Linked DNA regions of Homo sapiens: region 2 is linked to region 1. A link is an interaction called in ENCODE POLR2A ChIA-PET data of the cell type or tissue named here. Cell type or tissue: Panc1. All regions are shown on one strand. Each heading gives the region's core, and the rest is flanking DNA. Links, peaks and the distances in the headings are about the cores only. Region 1 overlaps LOC107986081 (a long non-coding RNA gene). Region 2 overlaps LOC124909489 (a long non-coding RNA gene).

Region 1 (11,440 bases), core at 3,245-5,744:
GTGCACAAGGAGCGAGAGGGTCCACTTCTCTCCACAAGACCCACCATTACACTGGGCCTCTCCTGAGCTCTGGTAGAGCCAACCGCTTTTTCCTCAGCTGCAGTGACCCAGGGCTTAATCTGGGCTTAATACAAAGGGCTGCAGGCTGGGCATGGTAGCTCACACCTGTAATCCCAGCACTTTGGCAGGCCGAGGAGAAGGGAGGATCACTTGAGTCCAGGAGTTCAAGATCAGCCTAGGCAATCTTGGATAAAGGTGTCTTGGGGTCAAGAGTTCTGCTTCTCTGTCCTGCTGGTTGTGTGGCTTGGGGCCAGTTCCACCACCCCCATGAGGCTCTGTTTTCTTCCAAGGCTCTCCCAAGGATGCAGCAGGCAGGAGATATGACCTAGTGGGCTCGAAGGAGACAGGTCCAGGTGCCAAAGAGGAGGACTGCAGGCCTACAGAGGGGTGGGGACAAACTGATGGGCAGACCTGGAGGCCGGCAAATTATTCACAGCAGCCAGCCAGCACAATGCAGCACCTGGTGGGTGCTGGGCATGTTGGCAGCGGTGAAGGGTCCTGAGGGCTCATAGTTCAGTCACAGGGAGCAGTGCCCTACCCCACCTCCCAAACAAGTAAGAGTCATGGTGCCTGATCCATGTGCTCAGTGCCCAGTGCAGATGCAAAATGGTTGGGTGTCTCAGCGGAAGTGCCACAAAGGGGTTATATTCAAGATGGGTTTTTCACTGGGATGAGAAGTTGGTGAGGACATTTCAGGCAGAGGGAACTGCGTTTGCAAAGCCCGGCTGGGATGAAGCAACATAGTAGAGTAGACGAAGGCAGGCCATTCAGAGCGTCTGAAATGTTGGCGCCAGACAGTCTGGTGGGGGTTGGGGTAGAGAGGAGAAGCAATGTGGCCATTGCAGGGTCTCTCAGGTCAGGTTCCCCAGAAGTGAGCCTGAGACAGGGATTCTTGTGCAGGTGCCTGGTTGAGGGAGCGCTCACTGGAGAAGGCAGCGAGGGAGGAGGCTGGGGTGGGGGAAGGAACAGAACTAAGATGTTCTCTTGGGCAGGGTCTATCTGCAGTCCCATTCCCACTGCAGGAGCTCTGGAGCAGGCATTAATCTGGGCTTAAGACAAAGGGCTGCAGGCTGGGCATGGTAGCTCACACCTATAATCCCAGCACTTTGGGTGGCTGAGGAGGAGGGAGGATCACTTGTGTGTGGTGGGGGTCGGGGTTGGGGCCTGTGGCTGCAGGGACTGGGGTGAGCAAGACTCCTGGGTTAGATGGTTCCTGTATCCACACAGCTGTGGCAGCAGCCACACTCACTGCAGCTAGGGTGCAGGGGCCTGCAAACAAAGGGGATCTGGGCTAAACTTGGGAAGCCTTCACCATCTGCCTTCACATCCAGGCTCCTCCTGTGGACCTCTTGCTCTGGATCCCCCAGGAGACAACTAAGCTGGCCTGATCTGCCAGTCAGCAGGGGGCTCAGCTCCTGAGGCCCGTCAGCATTCCAGATGAACAGAGAGACTCTCTTCCCAGATTGGGGCAGTTGGAAGTGGTGAGCACGGCCACACAGCGAGAGAAGTCAGGGGAGGTGTCTGACCTCCTGAGAGCAGTGAGGTCTGATGGAGGCTGGAAGAATATGCCCATCAGAGGCATTTCTGGGTGACTTGGGGCCACTGCCCGCCCTGGTGGGATGGAGGACTGCCTGGCCTCATGCTGCTCCATTCCATAATGGCTGGAACGGCACATGGGGGCCTCAGAGGCCATTACCCTGCACCTCTGTCATGTGGCCTCTGGCTCAAGGTTACCTTGTAATTGCAGATGCTTGGGCCTGAAGTCAGCATACTCTACCTGCAAAAGAATCAGCAAGATCTTCCCATTCTTCTTCCTGCCATGTCCACTCCCTGAGTCCCCATATCAGCCTCTCTCACCAGATTCTGCCAGAGCATCAGGCTGATCAGGGAGATGATGCAGCCTAGAGGAAAGAGCTGGGATTTTGGAGTTGGAAGGGATGGGACTCCAATGCTGATTGTGCCCTTGGACACGGTGCTTTCCTCATTTACAGACTGAGTCTAAAGGACAGAGTGACCCTTTGTTGAGTGTTTGTCATGGCCCAAGCCCTTTACATGAATCCTCATGGAATCCACATGCACTACATTACAGGTGAGGAGACTTGGCCCAGAGAGGGCATGGCATGAAATAGGAGCCTGGTTTCATGTCTCTCCCTCGCAATGCCCCCTGGGCACCTTAGATCACTCTCTTTCTACAAAACCTGCAACTATGACTACATAAAATTAGCACCCACGGATGTCGGCTCCTACCTGTCTGTCTAGCATGATCTCTTGACATCCCTGCCCTCACTTTCTATTCTCTGGACCCAGAGGTGGTCTCTCCGACCTCCAGTCTTTTGCTTCCCCTTGGAATGCCCCAATCCCTGTTTAACTAACTCCCACTTGACATTTAACTTCAGTTCTACTGAACCTTCACCACCCAGCCCATCCCAGCCTGTGGCTCTGGGGAGGTCCCTCAGTGTCCTGGGCTCACCTCTGCCACCTCCACAGTACACTGGCCAGTCACAGTCCACTTGTCCAGCTTTCCTGAAGCTTCTTGAAGCCGTGGCTGCCCTTCATCCCTCTCTAAGTGCCATCCTTGGAACCCATACAGGGCCTGCCACCAGGGAGTGACCAACACACAGCAAGTCCCCACAAGCAACCCTGAAATGGAGAGAATGCTCCATTCTGGGATGGCCAGTTCTATGGGCCACACCACTGACCCAGACTCCACCTGACTCCAAGTCCCTCCTTGCTCTCTGAATATCTTAGGTTAAATTTTGAAAACACCAACTCCTTTAAGTATACCTTCCCAAAGTTTTCGTTGTTGACATCTGAGCTTTGCAAAAGTGCTTTTTAAATAGTTGTGGTGTTTTTCTTTCTTCCTCTTCTTTTTTTTTTTTGCTGCTGCTGTTATTATTTTAGACAATTTTTGCCCCAGTCAGTGCACCTAGAGAGCTTTTGACAAGACTCTGCAAGAATAAAATTGTTTTGCAAAGAAAAAGGCGGGAGAGGAGGAAGAGGAAGAAGAAAGAGAGGGAAGAGAGAAGGGAGAGAAGGAGGGAGAGAGGGAAGAGTCATGAGCTGCTGCATCTTTAAGGCTCTCAGAAATTGTCCAGTCCAGTTTCCTTATTTGGCGAATGAGGAAACTGAGGCCCCCAAACAGGAAAGAAAACAGCCAGTCTTTCTTGCCATCAGCTAATGACAGAGCCAGTGCCCAACCCAGCCATGACGCACAGGGCACTGCAGCAGCTGACAGATGCGCAGAGTGAGTTGATAGAGTGAGCTGGAGTCACTCGGCCCTTGAGTCCTCCTTTCCCTCTGAAGCTTGTTGCTGGGGAGGATGGGAGGTGAGGTCACCATGTTCCCCCATAACCAGGTCAGGGTCTGCAGTCCCCCCATCTGCATGCAGCAGGAAGCTGACTCCTCTCCCTCTGTCCAGCCTTCCAGCACATGTACCCCATCACCAGGAAGGTCCTGCCCTGTGGCACAAAGCCGGAGTATACCTGCTGTTGGAGGAAATAAATAAGTAAGGTTAAGAACAAAGACCTCTCAAGTTTCAGCCAAGGTGTGGGCTATAATGGGGGCTGTCTTGTGCCAGGAGGTAATGGCTGTAAATCAGACCGCACTGGATGGAAATTTTGCTGTGTTTTGAAGTCCATTTGGTCTTATTGCTTGTTCAGCTTCTTAATGCATTAATGATAAAACATCAGAGTGAATATGTATTCCAAAAAAATTGCAATTAATCAATACTGCACTTATTCCATTTGGCTGCGACTAAGTGGTAAACAGGACTTAGGCCGGCTCCGTGAGCACAGGCTCTTCTCTGTCTCAAGGCCTTTCCCGGCAGAGTGAGGATGTGAGGGGGTGTCAACTCCTAAGAAGGAAGCAGCTGGCCCAGAGGTCCTGTGGCCAGGTATCCAGGTACATGCTCACGCCTTCTAGGGAGAACCAGCACTGTGGGCCTGTGCTACGAAAGACCAGGCAGTACCTCGTCCACACACCTGCTTACTGTCTCTGGTCTTAGGTTAATGCTTGCAATTTTCCCTCTCATCTGTGAAAATATGACATTAGCCCCACACCTTAGTGGGGCTGAGGACAGGAAGCGATTGATCAAAATGGGTGCCACTGTAAGAATGCAGCAGGTTAACAAGTGTTCCATGCTCATGTAGATGCTGGTCATGCATTAGTTATTATCATTTCCATTCACTCTCACCTCTTAGCCTCTTGGGATCTCAAACGCATTGTCTTCAGCAAGTGCTGCCTGCCTGATTTCAAGAAAAGCCCAGAGCAATGCTTCAAGTCTGAGTCTTAGACCATGATTTTGCAGATAAGGAAATTGAAGCCCACAGAGGTCAAGACCCAAAGTCACACAGCTGGCTAGAGGCAGAGCTTAGTCTTCCCATCCTGGAACTCTGACTTCTGACCATGCCTGACCTAAGTGATCTGGAATGGCAAAGAGTGAGGTCCCCATGCATAGGATATTCTGCAAATATTTGTTCAAGGTGGATTTAAGGGTGAGGCTGAGCTCTGTGGTGGGAATGAAGAAGATTATTAACAGCACTGGCATTCACCTCTTACTCAGCTAAACCAAAGCCCTCACTTAGGGGGACCTACACCCTGGGAGGCTGTTTAGAGAACCTCTGGTGTTTCCCAAGCATTTCTTCAGCAAATTCTTACTGAGTGACCACCTGAGTCAGCCACTAGGCAGTAGAGCATGTCCCTGGGGAACACAGCTTTCCTCCCCACAGGCAATGTAGCAGAAGATTCATTTCAAACACATGCTGCTTGGCATCTTTGCTTCCTAAAAATTCTGGTAAATTTAATTTGCTCCATTTTATTCCATCTCAAGCACCTCTTATTGCCTGGCTCCCGTGATCTGCCACTTTTCTGGCCTTAACCCCTGGATGACAACTCCCCATCACATAAACAAGGGCATATTATACAACAGCACATTCACTGGTCCAACTTTTCTCAGCTCAGGGGTGTTCTGGAAAATACAGTGAGGTCAGCAGCCCAGGGGCATGCCGGTGAAAGGGGAAGACACTGGATAGGTGCTCAATAAAGCCTTCTTGCTTAATGTCCTTCGAATGGCTAAAGACTGGACTCATGTCCCCTTTGAGCCAGGCCCTCCCCATTCCTTCTTCTTTATGTGACGTGCTGTATTAGCTTAGTTCTGTCTTCAGCACTATTCCCAATGGGTCTCTCTCCAACCAAGAGGCTTTCATCTCCATTCCCACTGCTGTCCACAATGGGCGGGCGGGCGGGCAGGGGCAGTGGGGGTGTCACAGAATCAAATTCCCTAGTGCCACCAGCTGCGGAGAAGCAAGGGTGGGGGGGTGACTGGTCAGACTGGTGGGTGTTTCATACCAAGCCCTGCTGTGCCCACTGAGTTGGCCACAGCCCCATGTGTTTGCCATGGCCCAGCTCCTCATCTGGCTGACGAGATGAACTCTTCCCATCGGCCTGATGAGAAGACTCAGGGCTCAGTGTCTGGGTGCTGGCCTCAGGCCTCAGCAGCATTTTCTTTTCCCAGGTGTGGCCATTTTCCTACCAGGATGAGCCACACAGCTCAGTAGCAGGGCTAAGTCTCACCGTGCTGTGGAGCCCAGCTCACAGAGCCAAATCCATTTGCAAAGGAGGGGCTGTCAGAGCTGCTGTTTGTCTTCTCAAGGCTGTGCAGCATCCTGCCTTAGAGTCTCGGCAGCCTTCCAGGGGAGTTTTGCTTTTAACTGTATTATAGTGGTTGGGCAACTTGGGAAATCTGAATTCCATTGACACATTTACAATCCTCTTGCCTCTCAGATCATGAAGAAACTCCATCTCATAGACACAAAGTCTTTCAGAGCTCTGGGCCTCTTAAAGGATAAAAACACTGTCTTATTGGATGGGAAAGTAGAGAATTTCTGGGCAAAATGGCACCCAACAGTGAAGATTTGGGTTCCTTTTCCTCTTGGCTTTTCACTGAGAGAGCAACTCTCTGGAGTAGACAGTCTCTTGCAACTGATCTTTGTTTACTTCAGTCACCACCATCAGAGTGATTTTGTCCACAGAGCCCATGAGCTTTTTAAGGGCTACAAAAGTGTCCCAAGGGCTAGGGAAAAACATGTTGGCAAAACAGTGCTAAAATAAAACTTTATTCGAAATTAATATATTGATAATTAAACAGCTACAAAATTTAACATTTTGTTAGCTAGTCAACTGCAATTCAACTCATGTCCTATTTTCACATGTAAATTCTGTTTGCATAAAGGGTGGGCATGTTGTATATCATGTGAGATGAATCCCTGAAAAGTCAGGAGGCTGTATTAGTCAATGTCCATTGAGGAAAACAGAATGGTCCAGGCCAAGTAGTTGAGATGAGGGGGATTTAATATGGGAAGGGCAAAGGGTCAGAAGAGTTAGCTGCAAAAGAAACAGGAGAAGGAGAGGCAACCGAGAGTTTAGCTACAACTAGAAGCCACCATCACCCCTTGGGCTGGAAGGGTCAAAGGAGGAGGGGATACTCCCAAACTTGGGTTCTAGGGGCCACTAGATAGGACTTGGAAGGAGAGGATACAGTGGGAGGCCTGTTGACAGAAGGAGCTGGACCCATGGAGAACATTCAGCCATTGCCAGAAACACTACCTGGAGCAGGGATAGTGGGGAGAAGTACCCTGGCTCCTCCCTGTCTCTCCTCTCCCAATCTCTCCCCAGAGCCTTTTGATAGCCACACCTATCTGCAAGCCAGTGAGCAAGAACTCCAGGACACTCATTCGCAGGGCTCACCCCTCTACGATGCAGAGAAGAATGGGAAACAGGACACGGCAGGGATATGAGAGCAAACCAGCAAGTGGCCCTACCCGTAGCTTAGGAGGGACATTGACAAGCAGAAGTGTGCTTGTAAGAGAGTGACAAAGGTTGTGAGGGACTCAGGTGCCAATCTTATGAAGAAGAGGCAGGAATCATGAATTGTTGGCTGAACACAGACTTTCAAAGTTCAACCTAGGGAAGACTTCCTTTCAGAGTGTCCAGAGAAGAAGAGGTCTGCCTTAGGAGGCAGGGAGGGATGAAGGCTAGGAAGGGGAGCCGGGTCAGATGATTTCACAGACCCATTCATTCCCTGAGAGTGTGATCCTGCACTCCACCACCATGATGCTGAGAGCCGGTCCATGTGGCACTGGCTAGACTAGAATGATAATACATATATTGATGAGAGGTTTGCTGCAAAAATGACCCATAACAAACAGCCCTGATAGCTCAGTAGCTTACAGCAACCACTGATTTTGTACCCACCATGTGCTGGTTGGCTGTGCTTTGGCTGGTCTTGGCTGGACTCAGCCAAGTTTAGATGAGAGGGGCTCACTCAGGGCATCAGGTTGGGACCAAGACTGTCCCACAGGTAGAGTGAGCTGTCCCAGCTTTCTGCTGGGGCTCAAGCTGGCTTCAGGAATGTGCTTTTCTTGTGGCAGAGAGTGGAAATGCCAAGAGGACTGGCAGGAACGTGCTATCTGCCTAGGGCCTCAGCTCAGAATGACACACTCTAACTTCCATCCTCTTTCCATTGGCCAAAGCAAGCCATATGGCCAAAGCCAAAGTTAAGGGTAGAGGATCTGCCCACGGGAAAGTCATATCAAGGGATAGGAGGGTAGCAACGATTTCAGACAAGTAATACAATCTACCATGGATAAAAAGAATATTTTAATAGTAATGGGGCAGTATAGCAGAGTGGTTAAAGGGTTTGAGCAAACTGGCAAGGGTTTGAGCTCCACCTCTGCTACTTCTGGACAAAATGGCCTTGGGCAAACTCTCTGGGCCTCCTTTTCCTCATCCAGAAAATGGGAAGCCTAGTATGCAGACCTTCCAGTGTGGCTGTGAGGGAGCGCTGGGCTGACAGATATGAAATGCTGAGCTGGGTGTCTGGCATCTAAGAAGAGCCTAATAGATGCTGGCTGGTACGTTGTTAGGAAGAATCTATTGAAAATTGTGCCTTCTGGAGACAAGGCATGCAGCAAAGGTGAGGGGAGAAACATTTCAGGGAAATAATTTGAAAATCTCTGCATGGTAGGCTTATGAAAAAAGGAAATACCTCAGTAACTGAGTCATCCCCTGAGCTCTGGGAACAGAAAGCCTGCAGGCTGGCACTGTTCTCCACTGCAGAGTTGACAGCTTGTTGGAGGAGGAGTGGCACAAGGTGGGGAGGGGGGCAGATTTCCTCTCCTGACGACTTGCTCTGGTTCACCCACAGCCCCATGCACATAAAGGTCCAGTTTCTGGAAGCAGCCTTAGAAATTCTGTGGAATTTCTGGGTCCCAGGAACTGCCACTTTGCAATTTGAGAATTTAAATATATGTAGATGCTTAGTCTTTTCTTTTACAGAAAGATACAAATTCCTCCAAAAATACATCGTCCTCAATCATTTTTTATTCTTGTGCCTACCCAAATCAAGCCCTAAGCTGTTGAAAGAAAGAAAGTAAATAATAGGGAAAGAGACAAGCAAAAACCAAATCGAAGTTTCAAAAACCAGGTGAAAATCCCACCAGTTATGAGATGGCCTTGATTGGGGGCCAGGAGGGCAGGCGTGGGTTTCCCGGGTCTCTATGTGACACAGTGGTTAGAACATGTCTTTTGGAGTCAAATTGCCTCAGTTCAAACCCCATCTCTGCTGGCCCCCAGATATGAAACTGGGTAAACAAGCCCTTATGAATCAGAATCCTCATCAGTTAAAATCAGACGATGTTAGCTTCTTTCTCACAGGTAATTGCAAAGTTTGCAGGAGATACTAGTGGCTCTTGAAGCACTTGCTATGTGGTGGCCACATGCATTGCTTTTCTTTGTGAAGGATCAACACAGTTGATAAGCACTCTATTAGCCAAGGTCAAGAATTTTATTTCCACATGGCAAACAGAGTGTTTGCTTTGAGAAGAGATCAGGAGGGATGAGGAGGCATGCTGAACAAAATACAACTGCTGGCCAAATTCAGCCCATGGAACCAGTCTGCTGGTTCTCAGCTTTGGAGGCTCAGCAATTAGATTTGTTAATATAACTGTCTTAGTTTGAGTTCCCCAAAGCCAACCCTGAGATGAGGATTCATCTGGAAGCAATTCATTTGAAAAAGATTTATTAGCAATTGTTCCCTGGAAAAACGGGTAGGCAAGTGGGAAAGTAGGACCAAGAAGCAGGAGTGTGACATCCTGCCTGGAGGGTAACTTTGGCTGTTTCCCCCAGGTGAGCTCTGGAGATAGGGCAGGTGACACCTCAGAGTGTCTGGGGGTGGGGGAAGCTGGGGATTGATCAGTCATTAGTCACAGGTAGCCCCAGGAAGAGGCACATCCCAGGCATTTCCAGCTCTCCATGCACACAGGCAAAGTGGGTTTCAGCAGCCTGAGAGCTGTCCTCAGATGCTGGCTGTTAAGGAGAAAGCACAAGAGGTGTCTATGGGCACAAAAATGGTGAAGGGGATCCAAGGAGCTTGGGCAGAGCAAAGCAGCAACTGGTACAACACCCAAAGGTGATAGGTGCCGGGACTGACTTGCAGGAAGCAAACTCCCAAGAGATGGCCACGTTTCCAGGGAGAGACAGAACTAGCCAGCACTTCTGGTTCTCATGTCCAAGGATCCTCAGCCCATGTTCTCCAGGGAAGAAAACCTCTGTTATAAACGGGGATTACAGGGTAATGAGGCACTCACCACCAGAAGCTTGGTTGGATTTCATAATGGCTGAGTCCTGGAGCTTCAGCAGTGATAAGAGAAGGACAGGACTGTTTGTGGGTCAGGACTCCATGTTGCCCTGCCAGAGCTGGAGGCAACAGCATCACGGGCAGCCTTGTGGTGCAATAAGAGACATGCTGCCCTTGGAAGTCAGGTGGAGCCACGTTCCAACCCCGTCTCTTTCATGTTTGAGCTGCGTAACCTTGGGCCTCTCTAAGCCTCATCATCTAAGATCTGCCTGGAATGCCTGCCACCCCAGCCCTTGTAGGGTCGATTCAGAATCAGTGTCTTATACCTCCTCCTTAAAGAGCCACGGGATTCCTGCTCTATGTGAGGGAGCTGTTGCTCAGAAAAGAGTACATGACAATTATCATTGCCTGTGTCTTCCCCTTGGCTAGCCTCCCTGTATTTCGTTGCTCCTCTTTCCCTTTCTTTTTGAGAAAAGGGAGTTTGTCTCAAACTCCCTGAAGCCTGCCCCCTGTTTCTCCCCACCTGGGCTGCTGCCCCCTCTTTTTGTCCTTCCCTCTCATGTAGTCACCACCCTCTGTCTTCATTCCCCCAAGCACTGCTAACAGGATGCTGTTGTGTGTCATGGAATCTGATTGAGGCTGGGGAGTAATGAAGGGGGGTATGACAGAGCCCAGAACAGGAAGCAGCTTTCTCTGCAGTCCTGGAGATGACTGTACTGGAAGGCTGCCGGGCTCTCCCCACCCCTGGGGAGCATCTACTCATCCTTCTTATCCCCAGGCCTCCCCTCCCTCAATGCTGATGGACCCCTCTTGCATGACGGCCCTCTCTCAAGCACACGCTCCCCAAACCTCTCCCAATGCTGGCTGACCAAGGACAGGTCTCAGTGCCTGTGGCCCCATCAGGTGGCCAGCATGGCTCTTCATGGTCTTTACCCCCTTTCCCTCTGGTCTAGACACAGGAACCTCATTTTTCTCTACCATAAACAAACAAGAGGAAAGAAAAACAGAAGGCTTCCCCATTTTTTTTTTTTTTTTTTTTTTTTTTTACAAAAATGCAGCCAAGCCTAAGAGGCTAACAGGGACTTTGTATTTTTCCAAGACGTCTGGATCAAACGGCAGCTTGGTTTTCACAAGACCATCCCTTCCAGACGCTTATTGTTGCTCCCAACCCCACAAGCCTCTCGTTCCCTCTTCTCTTGTTCCCCCTGTGTTCCCCGCCCCCAACACACACTGCCTCTAGCTCTTGAATTCCTCCAATCACAGCAAGTCTGGGCTGCAGCCCTCCTGCCTCTTTAAGGTGACTTGGCATTTCTCTGTGTGGATCCATTTTTGCATGCTTTATGGTTTAACTGGCAGAGGGATGTCTTATTTCCTGATCTCCGAGCTGTCTCAGGCAGTCTCTGCCAACACCCCATGGCACACCATGGGTGCCCTCAGACCTTGTCCACAGCAATCAGCACCTACGCCCTCTCCCACTGCCTGGCTGCTTTCAGATGTCACCCTTAGGTTTTACCCCATCCCATCACCTGCAAGGCTCTGGAATTCTTTGAAATATTTTAAAACATTTTTATTACAATGAGAATGCATGTTTATTACAGAAGAAAAATTGAAAATGTGGGTAAGCAAATACAAATGTCAGTCTTAATCTACCGTGTAGAAATAGTATCTTTTAAGATTTTGATAAACATTCTCCCAGATTTTATTTTCTATGAGTATGCATGCATATCAGTCAAGACTCTCTTGGTT
Region 2 (11,440 bases), core at 3,631-6,130, 140 kb after region 1:
TGGATCCACCTTTTCCATTTGAAGGATATCAAGTACTTCCAAGTATGGCTGTTTAAAGAGTGAACTCTCAGTCTCTGAAAGGAACCTAGTGCTGATTTGGACCCCTCCCTACCTCTTTAGAAATCTCAACATGTGATTTGAGATATTTTTGAGAACTTCTTAGGCATTCGATGCATTTCATCAGTGGTCAGGCTATAGAAAGCTGATTTTTATTAGGAAAAATATCTCTTCTACCTTCTCTTATCCCTTGTTTTTCTGCCTTCCTGTCTGTGCTCCCTTTCCCAAAACATAGATTTTCATGTAATTCAGTTCACTAAATATCACTTCCATTTTTGCTTCTCTGCAGAGTTTATTGCTAGAGCTGCTGATAGACTTTTGGCGCAGATAGTATATTGATCACTTGAAATCTCATTTGAGCTTGACTGAATATACATAATGGGGTGTCAATCGGGGAAAAATCTCATAATAAATGGCAGGTGACTTATATTCATGAGAAAAAAAAAGTCTTGGGCCGCACACAAAATACCATGTTTACTGTAGCATGACAGACTGATTTTGCTCGTCTCCATCATATTCATCTGGTGGGTGTTTAATAGCAAAGGCAAGGTTAGAATACCAAGATCCTGGAAACTTTCTTTGTTTATGTGGGAAGCATTTTTGTACACTCTATACAGTATAAGCATCTTCTAGAACTACAGCCAGCAAGAAAGAGCTTTTCTACCTGAGAAATTCAGAAATTGCAAACAAATCTGTTTAAGTTGGTGTGTATTTAAAATCAGCTACTGATTTATGCAGTCCATATTTTTTAAATTTTTACCATGTGTGTATCAGTGCATACACTCACTGTATGCAAATATCATTTTCAGTGTGTATATGGGAGAGCACAGTATATTTAGAGAAAAGTCTGCTTTACATAAATTATTTTTAAGAACAACTGAGCAGAGGAGTAGCCATGCGTTAGGAAAGCCAAATCTTTTTTTCTTTTTTTAAGTTTCCCATTGAATGATAAGGAATTTCTCTTTTAAAGTTTTATATGTAATTCTTTAAAATCAATTTTCCTGATACAGCAGTCATTATGACGGTAGATATGTCTGGGAAAGTGATATTTTGGGTTACTTTATACAGCTGACTTGATAGCCGACTTCGTTGTGGCTGATTGTTTGGAAACATGGGGGTATCTATCATATTAGCTGTAACCCTGCTTCATGCCAGGACAGTGTGGGGTACATCACGTTTTTCCCAGTCTGCTAAGTGGGGTGCAACTCAACTTCCATCAGGAATTCTTCATCTCCTGTAAATGAATGAAATCAACTGGCTCTTTGCTAACAGGGTTCTAATTTTCTTTTTTTTTATAGTCAAAAAAATTAATAATAATGGTACCCTGGACAAACATCTCCTTCAGTCCTTGTACAATATCTCAAGATTTTAAAAACTGTTTTATGTCAGAGTTTTCACTTTTTTAGCCTCAGGTCAAATATGATAGCCAGAGGAATCTGCTTACTACAGATGCAAAATAGGACAAGTGACATTATTAAGATATAAAAGACATGACATCAAGCCCTGATCATACATACTGTTTTTCCATAGCAAGATTTTTTGCCATTTTCATCTATTTTACTGAAATGCTTCCAATTTGCTTTTTAAGGTTTTTGATTAGCAGTCACAGAGAATGTAAATATGCTGAGAAATGGGATTATCTGAGAACTAACCAGTTGCGGAGGTTTAACAATATATAATTACACGAGTGTTATGTATTTTAGTAATATCTTCTAGAAGTAAAATCTTATATCCATATATTTCCTTATATATGTACCAATAGTTCTGTACCAATTAGAAACTATTTGTAGTATGTGGCTTTTTGCACGAAGAGGCAATCAAATTTGATAGCTTAAGCTTGGGAAATTATGCTTTTGAGATTTAAGCAGAAGCTAGGTGATACAAGAACTTTAAACTCAGGAATTAGCTGTTTGAATATGCTTCATTAATTTTAACCTACAGAGAAATGTATGTCTGCAAATGTTAAAACTGGGACTTATTGGATGTCACCAATAAATGGGAAAAATTAAATCCCAGGGAAAAAAAATTGGAAAGAAAAAAATTTCCAGAGAAATTTGAAACTGAAAACTGCATTTATAGGCCTTGCTGTTGTCTTAAATTTTGAATAGTTTTACTAATTTATTTTGATTAACTGAAAGGAGAAAGAGTAATATGAACTAAGAAGTTACATGAACTATTTTCTGTTGAAAAGATATTAACATCTTTTGGAAATACCATATCCAGCTTGGTAATATAAATACTCAGTTTTAATAGATTGCCTTCTCACCAGTCCTTAATATCTTAGAGTGAGAATTTTTTTTTTTTTTTTCCTGGAGACAGAGTCTCGTTCTGTCGCCCCGGCTGGAGTTCAGTGGTGTGATCTTGGCTCACTGCAACCTCCGCCTCTTGGGTTCAAGCAATTCTCGTGCCTCAGCCTCCTGAGTAGCTGGGACTACAGGCATGTGCCACCAGGCCAGCTAATTTTTGTATTTTTAGTAGAGATGGGGTTTTGCCATGTTGATCAGGCTGGGCTCAAACTTCTGGCCTCGAACTCCTGGCCTCAGGCGATCCATTCGCCTTGGCTGGGATTACAGGCATGAGCCACTATGCCCAGCCCTTACAGTGAGAATATTTAAAGACAAATAGAACAAGTTAAAGAACATATCTTTTATATATATCTTATCAGTAGAATTAAAAACAACATCCATATACTTGCCAGGTTCTTGGTAAGACTTTTAAATCACTTAAAAAATATTAAGCATAAATTTGGAAAATAGAGTTGAATTTATAGCTATTTCACAGAAATGGACATTACACTAAATAATTCCTAGGGTTTGATTTTTATATATGCCAAAGCAAGACTAGGAAATGACTGGAACTCCTGTATTTTTGGGTTTTTTGCAACTGCTGTCATTTTCAGAAACCAAAGAGTCAGAGCTCTCTTCCATTAGATACGGCGTATTTAAAGTTATGTTCATTTAATACAAGCACAGCAGTGGAACTACTTTTTCTTCCTACAGTGATTTAAATAAGAACTAGGTGATGCCATGGATTAAGGATAATAGGCTTTTAAAAAATTGTGTTGTTTTTCACTTTAATGAAAAACATCTGGGTAAAGAAAAATTGCAATGAACTAATTCAGTTATTAGCAAAGTAGTAATTTGGTATATATTACTTTTAATAGTTTAGCTTTATATTTAATATAAAGTTTATATTCAGGTTTAATTGTTGCTAAGGCAAAATCAACAAGATGATTTGCTTACGCCCTGTTATATTAAGTTAGTTTCACTAAGGGAAATATTATAACTCAGAAAAAACCTTTAGTGCACCTCCATGTGCCTTTTAAGAATATATATCCTCTAAAAGAGGAGAATAACTTAGGGGTTATGGCCAGCCAGGTTACTTATTAGGTTATGTTTATTGATTATATTAATATACATATTACATATATACATATATAAGTATAACATACTTATCCCAAGTATATTGAAATGTTATATTTAACTGTACTTAAATGTATATGCCATTTCAAATGAGCCTAAACCATTCTTGTTTCACTAGAAAAGCAATACTTAGATGTGATCTCATGCCCTATGACATTAAAGAAGACAGGCTTGACTATTTCCCCTGCTTAGTTTTTGTTTGATATACATGCTGTGGCAAAAGTTATTTTCTTAATGATAGGCAGATCCGCCATGATTGTGTAGGAATTTGGTGGAAAAGTAATGGGTGGTAGTTTTTTGTTGGTTTTAGTTTTGGGGTGTGCATGTGAGTACATTTGAAGGAGTGAAATTCTGATTTTTAAAAATCAGAAAATCCAGTGGAAACAGTTGATCCTATTTTCCAGTTCAATTTCTTTCTCCACCTTACTGTGGTCTTGGCCCACTTCAGATTGTGCTTTGGTCACACTGACATGTGACAACTGGACATGCAAACCCAGTGTCTAACGGACCTGATTTTGTTTCATCCAAGCAGAGGGGGTGCCCATTCTATGAATTCTGTCCCCGAGGATTTGAATAGCCAGTGTTATTTTCCATTAAGGTAGCTACACTCTTTTCATACTTACCATTTTGTTGGTATGTTCTTGTTATACCACTGCAGACACTTGTGCTTTTTCACAAGTTCTTCAAAACCATTTCTCTCTTATTAAAAACAAAAGATTGCAGAATTCAAAATAAAGCTTAAAAATATGACACCTACTACAGAGCCGCATTGTCAGACTCTCTCACTCTAATATAATCCCTGGAAATAATTTTTGGGAGCATGAAATTTAAGCTCAGCAGAAGCTCTAGCTACATCTTGAAAGCTCTAGCCTTCATTAAACCCCTTAGGAGATGTTCCTTAGCCCAGTATTTATAGAGCTGGGATGTTGGGCTGCTGTTTCTTTTTCTTTGGAGATATTAGTAAATGCAGGAAAATCTGTTATATTCAAGCAGCTCCTTTCTTTTTCTTTCTTTCTTTCTTTCTTTCTTTCTTTCTTTCTTTCTTCTTTCTTTTTCTTTTTTTCTTTCTTTTTCTTTCTTTTTCTTTCTTTCCTTCTTTCTTTCTGTCTTTCTTTCTTTTTCTTTTCTTCTTCCTCTTCCTCCTCTTTCTTCCTCCTCCTCCTCCTCCTTCACTTCTTTTCTTTTCTTTTTTTTGGTAATAGCCAAGGGATGCCACTAATGGTGGCCACAATTACTAAATATTCTTAATTTTTCTAGATCTAAACATGAGGCTGACAAGGTTCCTTATAGAGCCTGTATCTGGAACAGCATTGTCCAATGGAGTTTTTTGCACAATGGAATTTTCTTCGCCTTCTGCAGTGAAGAAAACATTCTATATCTCTGCTCTCCAGTGAGTGCCACTAGCCACTTTTAGCTGCTGAGCACTTGAAATGTGGCCAGTGTGACTGAGAAACTGAATTTCTTTATCTTATTTAATTTTAATTAAAATTTAAACTTAAAAAGTCACACATATCCAGTGGCTCTACTGTGTTGGATAGAGTAGCCTTAGAAAATCATGAAAATGAGTCACTTTGCTGTGAAGTCCTCTTTGTGGACAGTGTAAGCCATGGCAGCACATACTCCAGAAATTGGAGACTGGTCAGTGCTGACCATGGTGCGCTCTCAACCTGGTGGACACTGCACAGCTGCCCTGCAAATCATAGTGGTTCTTGTTGGATTTTTGCATTTACATTTTTTTTTTTGAGACTGAGTCTTGCCCTGTCACCCAGGCTGGAGTGCAATGGCACGATCTTGGCTTGCTGCAACCTCCGCCTCCTGGGTTCAAGCGATTCTCTTGCCTCAGCCTCCTGAGTAGCTGGGACTGCAGGTGCACGCCACCACACCCAGCTAATTTTTGTATTTTTAGTAGAGACGGGATTTCACCATGTTGGCCAGAATGGTCTCGATCTCTTGACCTCGTGATCCGCCCGCCTTGGCCTCCCAAAGTGCCAGCATTACAGCCATGAGCCACCACGCCCAGCCACATTTTTAAATAGAACTGAATCCTCCTAGTCTGGACACAGTGCGTTGCTGCTCTCAGACTCAGTCCCCAGCTGGACAGTCTCAGTTGTCCCAGAGCCTCTCCAGGTCTTGACTAGTTTGTCTGGCTTTGAGGGCACATCCAAAGTGCTTATAGAGTTCTGGCTTTGGGAGAAGGGGTTTAGGGACAGAAGTCTGGATTCGCCCTTCCAGAGAAGTACCCACTACTGTTTTATCTTCTCTTTGTCACCACGTACCTTGGTGTCACACACAGTAAAACTTTGCCATCTGACTTGCATTTCGACCCCTGTGTTTGAAAGAAATTTACCTTGAGTGTGTTTAAAAAGCAAGTACTACTAACCTCAGTTGAGCAAGACCAGTTAAGAAGTTGTGACAATTCATTTACCCACAGACAGATCTCTCACTCAAACTAGGTAAGTCTTTCCTCATAAATTATAGTGAGTCTTCCAACTTCAGATTGACCAGGAAGCTTTCAGAGCCCGTTGAGGAATACAAGAGTCCCCAGGTGAGTGGATTTACTCATGGGGGAGCGTTTCTTCTGCTTGCACCATTGTAGGACCTTAAAAATGGGTGTGTGGGGAGGAGAAGACAGTGAAGGATGCCTTGCAGCTGTGACCATTCCCTTTGTCCTGCCCAGGGTGACCCCATGCTGCTTGACACACACAGGAGCCTGAGACCTGTGTGGGGAGAGACAGACACTGAACTAGGGGACTGAGGGGGGTAAGGCAGGTCACTGTCCTCCAGAGGCCCACAGCCTACGCCCCACTATTTTCCCCCTAGAACCAGGATCCTCCAAACTAGTCATGCCTCGGAATCACCCAGGAGATACTTTAGGAAAAAAAAAAAAGTATTATTAAACAAATTCCTGTCCCTACCTCCATTTGTAGAATTAAAACATTAACATTTCTCTCAGTCCTCTGAAATCTGTCTTTATGGTTATGATGATCTTTGGGCTTTTCCAACATGCTGATGTCGGGGTACCACCCCAGACTGACTCAGTCTCAGGGAAGGACCTAAACACTGACAGATGTGAAGTCCCCTAGGTATCATTTTTGTTTGAATTTTTTTCTTTTTTGTTTTTTGAGACAGGGTCTCGCCCTGTCACCTGGGCTGCAATATAGTTGTGTGATCACAGATCACTGCAGCCTTGACCTCCCAGGCTCAGGCGACCCTCCCTCACCCTCCCAAGTAGCTGGGAATACAGGCATATGTCAACACGCCTGGCTGATATTTTAATATTTTGTAGAAATGGGGACCCACTATGTTGCCCAGGCTGGTCTCGAACTTCTGGGCTCAAGTGATCCTCCTTCCTTGGCCTCCCAAAGTGTTGGGATTACAGGTAGGAGCCACCATGCCCCACCCCCCAGGTACTTCTGAGGGGTTTTAGGGTATGCAATGAGCGTTAGGCTGGGATGTCCACTGCCCCACCCTCCTCACTTGTATGCATTTGCTGTGTAACCGCTATGCATCAGGCCCTCCTGGGCATGGTGCTGTGTTTCAGTCCCTAGCTGGTCCCATGCTTCTTCCTTGCCTCCTTTGCAGCCTCACCACTTCTGCTCTATCCCCTGGGCAAATGACCCTGAGGCCTGTGTCCAGCAGTGACCCCTCCAGATCCAGCTCTGCAGTTCCCAGTGGGCATTTCCGTCAGCATGGGTGAACCTGAGTCAGTCACCCTGCCATGCTTCTCCCTGCGAGTTGGGGTACAAATCTCAGTGTTCCTCTGCTGTTCTTCCTCCCACAGTCCAGTTTGGTCCTGAGTCCTGCCACCTCCACCCCCGTGGTCCCCTGCAATGCCTGGCTTCTCTGGTCACTCTGATGCTGGCCTCATTCAGGCCTGCACCGTCTCGTACATGGGCTGTTTCACAATGCTCTCAGTTGGCTTCTGCCTCCTCAGATTGTGTCTTTGTCCAGTCATCCTTCCCCAGCTGCTGAAGCATAGGTTGGCTCACAGAACGTGTGCCACTGAAAACGTGGGAGGGCTTCTTGGCGAAGACAGGACAGTGCACATCTCCCCCATCTGCCCACACCTGCCTTCCCAGCCGCCACGTCCTCCTGCCACACTGGGCCTGCTCGCTGTGCCCTCCTAGCTCTGTATCCTGGGCCTCACCGCGTGGTCTGGCTGCCCATCTGCCTTCCTCCTCTGGTTTGCTGATCTGTCTCTCCCTTCAGTTCTGGTTTATAGGTCACCCTACAAGCTTACTCTAATGGCTTTGTCCAAACCTCTCATTCCCCAGGTGTCCCCACCTTCTGCACCTCTAGTCTTTGGCCCTCTTTTCTCATCTTTCCTGGCTCATGTGCGGGTACTCACAGGGGCAGCTCCCACTCCAATTCCCCTGCAGGCCGGAATCACAGTCTGCCCCTCCCATGTGCAGGCCTTTGTACAAGCTCTCTGGGCACCACATGCTCTCGCAGAGGCTGCCTGTGGCATGTTTTTTGGGTGCTCCTGACCAGATGCCCTGGACAGTGCCAGAGGCCTTTGGATTTTCTGAGTGTGAGTGGGTGGAGCCTTCCTCTGGTGCCCCCAGCCTACTGCTGCTGCTCCTCTCACTGGCCCTGCCCAATACCCACACACGTGCAAATGCACACATGCATCGTCCTCCCCGGTGAGCTCTGTCTTTCCTGCTGTCACCTCTTCCCTCCCTCACCCACACCTGCATTCTCAGAGCAGCCTCCCAGTGCTTTGGTGATACTTTTGGAAAACAATTTCTTCCTGCACCTCCTTCTTCTATGGGGGAATGATAACTTTGAGACACGGCTGGTAAGTATCTGTACTGGAGGGGGAAAGGATGCCAGTAACTAACCCCCATCGTCTCCCCATCTCCGCCGTCTCCAGCGCAGCCAACCTGCCTGGACACCTCATGAAGCGCAATCCAGCTAGTCTAGCGTCTCCAGTTTCAGCCATCCTGGCTGTACCCTGTGAGCCCCCTTCTTGGGCTGCTGCTTTGAGGGTGGCCTCTAACAGCTAAACCACACCCTCAAAGCCATCCTCCCCTTCCCAGGAGATCCCTCAGGGAATATGGGAGGACCAGGCCCCTGCTGTAGACAAGTATGGGGAGACAGAGGCCATGGCCTTTGCTCTCCTGTTTCCTTGGGGAGAAAGGGTGGGCGCCAGTTGGCAGAGGAGCCTTTGAGGAAGTTGACCCAGAGTGCTGAGGGCCAGGATGGAGCAGCTTCCAAAGCTCGATCTTGGTGACGGAGGAGGAGGAAGGCATTAGAGGCTGAGAGACCCCTATGTGGATGTGTGCAGAGGTCTGAGGGAGGGTGCGAAGGCAGGGCTTATTCAAGGAACTGCAAGAATGTCAAGCATTTTAGTGTGGGGTAGAAATGGAGAGAAGGCAGGCAGAGACCAGAGTGCCAGTGCTTGGGCCTGCCTTGCCCTGCACAGACTCTTCAACTCTATCCTCAGCGCTGCAGTCCCCAGCTGGGCTGCCTTCATCTGCCATCCTCATTCTGCCTCTGTCTGGGAACTTTCTTCGCTTGGTGCCCCTACGCACACACTCCAGGCTGGCTGGGCCGGGGCATGGCTCCTCCATGGCTTTCATTGGCAGCTTGTGTTGCAGGTCCTGAAGTTAGGTGTGGGGACTGCTGAGGCTCATCCCTGCGGGGCTGGCACACTGACAGGCTTTCCCATCATCCATCAGCCTCAAGTGAGAAGGGAGAACTAGTCCCATAGGGAAACAACAGCAAAGCCACAATGGACTGTGACCATGAGGATGAGCAGTAGCTCGTCCGAACTTGTCCCTCGGCCAAGAGACCCTTTGGCAGCTTTGGGAGGAAGAGCATGGCCGGTCTCCCTTCCCCAGGGGCTGCTGCAGCCCCTTGCAGTGCCAGGAGCACACCGGGCCCTGGACTGAACAAACCGCCTTCCCAGGCCCTCTTTCTTGGCAGCTCCGTGGGCCCCAAAGCCTGACAGGAGGTGGGTGACTCTGGGTGGCCCCCCTGTGAGCACCTCCTCACAAACATGGCCGGCACCTCCCGGAAGAACATCTCTTCTCCGCTTTGCTCTCAGTTTCTGGGCTGACAATTAGGCTACTGAAAAAGGACAATTCACAACAGGCCCACACAGAGAAGGCCTTTCATGTGCAAGAATGGCCCCGTCGTCCACATTAGCACCATTATGTCTTTATTTATAGGAGGTACTGTACTTGAGAATGGTCAGGCAGCATTGCTTTAAGAAGGGTGTTTGGTCATTCGATTTGAAGCACACTGAGAGGATTCATTGTCCCCAGGCCGCACAGAGCCCGGCCCAGCAGCCTGGGGTTCGGTCCAAGTGTGCTGAGTGGGTGGTGGAGCTGACAGGGCCTGCAGGGTTGCTCTGGCTGGCAGAGCCTCTGTGGTTGAGTCCGTGGGTGGCAGGGTAGGGGGGAGGCGAGGAAGCTGTCTCATGGTCGTAGGCCTGTGACAGGCCCAGCCCAGCCTGAGATCCCTTTGCAGAATGACACAGCAGTCCATGCGGGCAGTGGGGAGCCATTCTCACCGACTCACGCAAATCCAAGAGAAGCCTGGGTTCATTAATGATTTAAGGTTTTACAGTATTGGAAATGGCAGCCTCACATCGGAAGGACCCTGGGTTTTTGTAACCCTGGCTGTTGGCACGAATGCTCCATCAACCCGGGAGGACTTCCCACAAACACTCTCTGAACTTCTCACACAGACACCTTGACCTGAAGAAATTGTCTTCAGAGAGACCTGGTTTGGTTTTGGAGAGAGCGCAACCTGCAGCAGGAGCCTTCGTTCATGTGGTCCCATCTGCCCCTCAACCCCACCCTGCCCCACCACCTCAGGTCACTTCTTCCGGCCTCCTTGGTCTGCAGTCCCTGCTGTGTTCCAAGGCACCAGAAGGCATGCAGAGGATGGTCAGAGTCTGGGGTCCCCTTCAGTTGAGGATCACACCCTGCAGCTGGCTCAGGCTCTAGGGATATCATTTGGATTGGGAATGCCCGGATGTGGGCTCTCCATTCCTCCTACTGGCTGATGGAGCACTCAAGCCCACATTCAGGGTTACAGAAAACCATCGTCCTTCCCATGTGGGGCTCTTGTTTCTAATACTGTAATCTTAAATCATTAATGAACCCAAGCTTTTCTTGGAATGTGTGAAGTCGGTGAGAACGGCTTCCCACTGCCCAGATGGGCTGCTGTGTCATTCTGCAAAGGGTTCTCAGTCTAGGATGGGGCTGTCACAGACCTGGTCTCTAAGCATCATGATCTAGGACATAAAGAGGATTGCTGGCCTCTCCACCCCTACTATTTGTTGTTACTGCTGCTATTAACTATCACTTTGTTGCATTTCCTGAGCTTAGCACTTGACTTGGATGTTTTCATTTTATCTTCATAACCACCTATGCATTAGGTACTGTTACCACCATTTTGTAGATTAAGAAACTGGCTCAGAGAGGGCAAGCCAATGGCTCAAGGTCATACATCTAGAAAGAGGTAGAGCCAGGCCATGTTGCCTCGGAGACCCAGACTCCAAGCTGCCTCAGCCCAGGCTTCTGGGTCCTTCTCACTGCCTCTTTCAGGTGTTTCTGAGTCATGAGCCATGGAAGAAGAAAAAGAAGGAACAAATCACAGGCTCGGGTATGCTCCAGGGGCCTCATTTTCTAGCTGCCTCCTCCCAGCTGGGCCTCCAGGCTTCCGTAATTCTGTAATATGGCTCCCTAGGGCCCACTTTCCTTTGCCTCCCTACATATCAGTAAGTCATTTCCTCAACTTTTTTTTTCCTTAGGGTTTTTATCCCTATTAGAAGAAAAAGTTTCCTTCACAGTGATTTATGTCTGCCTCTGCAGATCATTTTTAAAAGTGTTTCAGAGACTTTCAGAATTATTTTTGTTTGAATATTAGACTTCTGTCTCTGCAAAATGTATAACCATATGCTGTCAACCCTGGATATTGGCTTTGGTAGAGTAGACACCCTGAATTTT

The links. ChIA-PET counts read pairs that join two places held together with the same protein. Peaks named below come from ENCODE experiments on the same cell type or tissue, not always from the same donor. Only the 100,000 strongest peaks of a DNase experiment are listed, where the experiment ranks them.
Region 2: POLR2A ChIA-PET joins it to region 1 with 7 read pairs; 7 of 35 experiments call an interaction of 5 or more read pairs at or near these places.

What each region holds. Positions count from the first base shown.
Region 1 is chr3:43,862,164-43,873,603 of GRCh38, forward strand. All of the region lies in intron 1 of LOC107986081 (a long non-coding RNA gene), which reads right to left. Among named protein-coding and RNA genes, the nearest start is that of ABHD5, 180 kb to the left of the region's middle. In Panc1, for the core only: no CTCF peak of the experiment used is centred there; a DNase peak (open chromatin) is centred at 4,558.
Region 2 is chr3:44,004,350-44,015,789 of GRCh38, forward strand. The region is part of intron 2 of LOC124909489 (a long non-coding RNA gene); the gene reads left to right. Among named protein-coding and RNA genes, the nearest start is that of MIR138-1, 100 kb to the right of the region's middle. RefSeq lists an enhancer at 9,558-10,307. In Panc1, for the core only: no CTCF peak of the experiment used is centred there; no DNase peak of the experiment used is centred there; H3K27me3 peaks cover 178 bases.